2 separate regions of the Homo sapiens genome follow, and region 1 is linked to region 2. A link is an interaction called in ENCODE POLR2A ChIA-PET data of the cell type or tissue named here. Cell type or tissue: OCI-LY7. All regions are shown on one strand. Each heading gives the region's core, and the rest is flanking DNA. Links, peaks and the distances in the headings are about the cores only. Region 1 has its middle 40 kb from the start of ZNF831. Region 2 has its middle 56 kb from the start of CTCFL.

Region 1 (2,908 bases), core at 177-2,676, 1.7 Mb after region 2:
TTAGGCTTATTAGGTACTAAATTGGTAGCTGTGGTAAAAAATTGTCTAAACATAATTTAACTCCACACATCCCAGGAAGCTTTGGAAGGTCACTGACTTTGAAAGCGCAAGGTATTCTTGTTGCCATGGATACCCCCATTGAGACATTAGAGTGCAAAGAGAGAAACCTAGTGTTGCCTTGACAACAGGTTTGCAAATCCGAGTCTGGTAAAGCAAAAGACTACAAAGAACAGGAAGAATCAGGAGGAGGGGGAAATTAGCCTAAAGAAGCTTCCCTTCTCCCAGCAAAACAACAACTTGCCTCCATGCAGTTTGAGAGTCTGTTAGAAGAAGCACTGCCTGAATGGGGAGCTATAAAGTGAACAACAGGAAGCCCTTCTCTTTTCATGGCCCATCTCCACAGCAGGAGAAAAGTCTCACAGCCAGGGAGCAGCATGCGGCACTGTCACTAAGTGCCTCCTTCAAGAGTTCACAATTTGCTCTCAGCCAAGCTTCATTCCAAGAATGAGAGTTTGCTCAAGCTGGAAGGGGTCTGAACAGCATCGAGTCCCTTACTCATCCTCTCCATCAGCTGGGAGGGAAGCTGAGGTCCTGAGAGGGAAGAGGGCTGCTCGCAGTCAGTCTAATGTGCCATTAGGATTTTAGTCTAGTCTAGTGGGTAAGCATTCAGGGCCCGGAGTCAGACAGACCTGAGTACAAGTCCTAGTGACACCATTTACTAGCTGTGTGACATTCTGCAAACCAGCTGACCTCGTAAACTCTTTCTGTAAGATGAGGATCTCACTAATGTCAGCCTCAGAGGGTGGTGAGAACTCAGTGAACTAATGCATGAGAAGCACTTACACAGTGTCTAACCTGCAATGAGCTTGCAATAAATTGCGTGTTATTCTTTCTACTATGATCATGTCACTCTGCCTCTACTCTTCAGACTCATTGAAGTAGTACCAAGGAGGCTCAACTGGATCCAGAATCTCCCTCGGGAGGCTTGGTGGTCCATTTTCAGATGCCCTGTGTCATTTTCTGTATCATACAATTGGATGTCACAGTTTCTAATTTTCAAAGCCATTGCATTTTCTATTTCCTCTTCCCTACAGCTTGGCTGGGCAGGCAGGTGGGGCAACACTAGCTTCATTTTTTTTTTTTTCACTTTGTCAGGGAGGAAATTGAACCCCGGGGAGGTTTGACGATCTGCCCAAAGTCCCTGGGAAGTTTCCGGCCGTTCTAGGGCTAAAGCTCAGCTCTCTCGACTGCATCTCCTTCCCACCCCCATGTGGCTACCCCCATAGAATGGCGCATCCACGTAGATGGCCCAGATGTTGGGTTTAAGGGAGAGAGAGAAAGGAAGTTTGGGGCATCTGTTTATGAGAGAAAATCGTCAGCCGTGCGTGGAAATCTTATGCATAGCAAATAAATGATGGGCAAATACCCACTTGCATATTCAGAGGCACATTTCAGATGTGAACATCCTGTCTCACCAAAACAACCCCAGCTAAGAAGTTCCGTCGGGGGTGGAGGACTTTTTCCAAGCCTTTGTTTCTGTGGAGTCTCTGTGCATGGCCTGCTGTGATGAGGTAGGGGTTGACCCAGAAGTCTAAGGAGGCCACCACCCCGTAGGAAAGAGGAGCCAGCAGACAGCAGCGCCGGGGGTTATTGGGGACCCCCAAATGGGGAAAGGTAGGGGTGTAGACAAAATCAGCAGCCCTGTCTGTATTTGACAAGCAGGGCAAGGAGGAAGAAAGCTCAAGGAGAGCGATGTGGAGGTGACTCGATGACAGGGTCAGTGCAGGTGAGGGGAGTGGGCTACCCATTAATTCCCAGGAGCATGGTGGTCTTCCCAGCCCAGCCACACAGCTGCTAAGGGATCTTGCTTTCTGAGGAGTGTCTCTAATCGGGGCATTTGATTTACAGCAGCATTTCTGGGCTCCAATCAGGCATCTCATCCACAGAACATAAACCAGATTAAGAAGCTCTCTGAAGCATATTTGAAGTCAGTGACAGTTGAAAGGATATTAAAGTTTTGACTTCAAACTAGCTTAGCCAGGGCACACGGAGCAGGCAATACAGGTCTTCCTCCTGCCAGGAGAACCTTTACCATTCCCCGTGAAGGTCAGGATTGTTGGTTCAGGTGCGGGGACAAGGTGGGGTGGACTCCTACGCAAAATAATCTGTGTTGGTGGCAATGTCAGGTGATCCTCCAGCAGCTCAGGAAAAATAAACTCTTCCTATGGCCGTTTCTTTTCCCTCGGTTCTGAACGGGAGGAGGACACTGGGATGCCTGTTTGTGTTCTATGACTCTAGCCTCTAGGGTCATTCCTCAGGCCCCATTGCCAAAGAAAAATCATGGCTGTGTTGGTGGTCTCATCTGGCCTCATATTACCATAGGCTGGCTGGAAGCACAGCTGGGTACAGAGTCTGATTTTGAACAAAACTGTCACCTCTTTTGTCCCTTGGCAACATCCCTCAGTGCCACATAAGGTTTGTTTTTGTGTACCTGATTCACCATCTGTCTCAGGGTTAGCAATCCAAGTTCTGAAATCATCTGGGCTTCACAAGCATGATTAGCTGTTGATCTGGCTTCTGTTGACTCTAAACCCCGGGTTGGGGGATTACAGATGTACCTAAGCAGCCTGTGCAGTGGGGCCAGACGCCTCCGTGGGTACAGCATGTCCAGGATCGTTGCTGTCTGTTGCTGGGCTCACCACCCCAGCAAGGAGGAGGTCACGCAAGGGAACACAGAGCTTGTAGTCAGAAAACAGGGGTGCTTGTCAGGTCACCTCTCTGAACCTCAGATCTCTCTCGTGTAAGGGGCTGGCCCCTTCGAGAGGCTCAGTGTGGAATAAAATGGCTCTTATCGCAGTGGGCTTGGCAGCCCGCCACTCCTCATCTTTGCTGGTGGAACCTCTAGTTG
Region 2 (2,908 bases), core at 114-2,613:
TTATCACAACAGAGCTGCATAACATTCATTGAGCACTCAGGAAGGACATCGTGGCCATTGTCCATGAGGCTCCAGTGACACTGTTCCAGCTCTGTTGTGTGGTGTTCCCATTTGGCTTCCAGCAAACACAGGATGTCCCTGTGGGCAGCTCGCTGGTGCTTCCCTGCTCTTTGGCACCACATTCCAGCTCTCTGTGCAGAGCCAGGCTGCCCAGCATGCTTCTGGAGCCCTTGGATTCACTTCCCGGGCTGTATCCCAGCCCAGCCCATCTGCTGTCCCACCAGGGATGTGCATCTCCACAGGGTATCTACAGTGCTGTTTGTAAACCTCAGGAAGCCGGATTCCTGGGATAGGGCCCACATTCCCGGGGCAGCGGCTCCTAGAAACACTGGCAGCCTGGCAATATTCCGACATACTTATACTAAAAAATTATTCACTGCTTATCTGAAATTCAAGTTGAACTGGGCATTGTGTATTTTATCTTAGCCCTAATTCCTGGACCACCCTCTTCTATCTCCCTTTCCCTGCTTTAGTATTTTATAAACACTTTTTTTTTTAGACGGAGTCTCGCTCTGTCACCCAGGCTGGAGTGCAGTGGCGCGATCTCAGCTCACTGCAAGCTCCGCCTCCCGGGTTCACGCCATTCTCCTGCCTCAGCCTCCCAAGTAGCTGGGACTATAGGCGCCCGCTACCACACCCGGCTAATTTTTTATATTTTTAGTAGAGACGGGGTTTCACCATGTTGGCCAGGATGGTCTCGATCTCTTGACCTCGTGATCCGCCCGCCTCGGCCTCCCAAAATGTATAAACACTTTTTATTGTGAAATATACATACAGAAAAGTGTAAAACATTTAAGAAACCAGATGAGTGAATTTTCACAAAGTGAACACGCCTGGGTAAGCAGCACCCAGATCAAGAACTAGAACATGATCCCAGGAGCCCTGTCGTGCCCACGGTTCACCGCTCCCCCACCTGAGGGCAACCACAGTCCTTTTCTGAACTCCACATGGTGACTTTTCCTGCTCTGGGGTGGTCCGGGTGTGGAGGTGCAGTATGTTCTCCTGGTCTGGCTTCTTTTGCTCACACTGTGTGTGGGGTGCATCCCCATGGCCGGGTGCCTCATCTGTTCTCATCCATCTAGAATATTCCATGGTCTGTTGCGTCACCTTTTGTTTCTCCAAACCCTATTGATGAGCATTTGGATTGTTTCTAGTTCGGGCTACTATAAATAAACTGCTAAGAACATTCTTGCGTGATCCTGATTTAAATTTCATCCTAGCACGTAGACTCACCAGTTATGGTAGACACTGAATTGTTCTGTATTGCCATCTTCCCCATTCGCGCCTAAGCCCCATGGGACCCAGGCTGTCTGGATCACCCTGGTAACCAAGCCCCTCACACACTGCTTGCACACAGTAGGTGCTTAATGTGTGTCTGGAGGATGAAAGAACACCAGCTCCCCACTCCCCAGGGCGTGTGTTAAGGGCTCTCAGGGACGGTGCTTATCAAGGGTTAACCTTGGGGCGCAGAACTTGAATTTGCATGCACTTTGACTACGGACCCCAGACAACTGCCAGGCAAATCTTAGGGAAATGAGCCCCTTAGGCTCTGGGAGAGGAGCAGCCCAGACTGGGGTGTTGGAGGGACCTGCTTCCTTTCCGCTGGCTGCCTGTCCCTGGCTCCCACCTGCCTGAGTGTCCTTTTTATAGCCGGCCATGGGCTCCCCCGGCTCTCCCCAGACAGTCGCCAGTGGGAACATTCCTGGGGCTTCTCGAGTGCCTCCAGGCTCCCGCCCTGATGGCTGAGGTCTGGATGATAAAGGACAATTAGGGATTCCGACTCCAGCGCCCACCTGGCCTGGCTTCTATCAGAGTCCTGTAAAAATAGCCTGCCTCTGGCTATTTTGGGTCATGGAAAACCACGGGGAGACACACTGTTCTGAGGAGGACCGAGAAGGGAACCCAGAACAGCTAATCGCAAGCAAGCCCAGCTGCTCTTCCAGCAAAGAAGAATGTTGCTGAAGATCGCAAATTAGCAGCTCTATGTAAGAATAATGGCACGGTGCACATGCAAATGTACCCCTACACACACGCACACACAGAGCACTCCCTCCTGTCTCCGCCTGGGCCACTGGCCCGCAGAAGCTGGCTTGCCTGGCCCTGGGACATTTGAGCTCGGCCCTGGGATGACTTGGCTGGGGGTGGGGTGGGTGGGGGGGAATTCCTTGAGGAGAGTCTTGCATGGCAAAGGGCAGCCAGATTTCTCACTGTCAAATGAGGCATGAGGTTCACTTTGAACTCCTAGCTCATCTAGGTGGAAAGCTCTACCTTCTATGCAAAGAACTCTCCCATGAAATGAACTCAGCCTCTCAAAGTCTCTTTGTTTAAAGCTAATTTAAGAACATTTTAAATGAAAAGGGGGTGCTAGAATCCCACCACCAGCTCACCCGGGTTCCAGTTTACATATTCCCTTCCTGATCCACCTGGGCGTTGTGCATCTGGTCTGTCCAGGGGCCTTAAAGTGACAGGAAGAATAATGAATGTTGTCAAGAGTGCAGACAGCTGGCTGCCGGCACCGCCCTGAGGTGAACGCAATGGCTTCACAGCTTTGCTGACCAGAGTGTGAGAGGCGAAGCTATCAGCGCCCTCGGCCCTCGGCCTTCCTCCTACCAGTGAGCCTCTTTCCCCATCTGTGACATGGAACAGGACCTACCTCACAGGTGGTTGTGTGGATTCCCATTAGATGAGGGTTGAGTGCAGGGCTGGGTTAAATCAGCGGACCCTGCAGGCTGTACCCTTAGCTTAGCTTAGCCTCTCAGCTGAAGATTTAGGTCATTTTAAATAGTCCTTTGTTATCTGAAAGGGCTCTGGAATTCTGCACCCACAACCTCCTTCCCTTCCCTTTTCT

Evidence for each region. Peaks named below come from ENCODE experiments on the same cell type or tissue, not always from the same donor. Only the 100,000 strongest peaks of a DNase experiment are listed, where the experiment ranks them.
Region 1: POLR2A ChIA-PET joins it to region 2 with 5 read pairs; 1 of 35 experiments calls an interaction of 5 or more read pairs at or near these places.

What each region holds. Positions count from the first base shown.
Region 1 is chr20:59,121,935-59,124,842 of GRCh38, forward strand. It overlaps a transcript of ZNF831 not described here. Among named protein-coding and RNA genes, the nearest start is that of ZNF831, 40 kb to the right of the region's middle. RefSeq lists an enhancer at 93-642. In OCI-LY7, for the core only: no CTCF peak of the experiment used is centred there; DNase peaks (open chromatin) are centred at 397, 777 and 1,287; H3K4me3 peaks cover 2,500 bases; H3K27ac peaks cover 2,217 bases.
Region 2 is chr20:57,467,739-57,470,646 of GRCh38, forward strand. No RefSeq gene overlaps it. Among named protein-coding and RNA genes, the nearest start is that of CTCFL, 56 kb to the right of the region's middle. RefSeq lists enhancers at 1-208, 2,859-2,908 and a silencer at 2,892-2,908. In OCI-LY7, for the core only: a CTCF peak has its summit at 1,001 (motif pointing right); DNase peaks (open chromatin) are centred at 963, 1,563, 2,053 and 2,573; H3K4me3 peaks cover 2,436 bases; H3K27ac peaks cover 2,500 bases.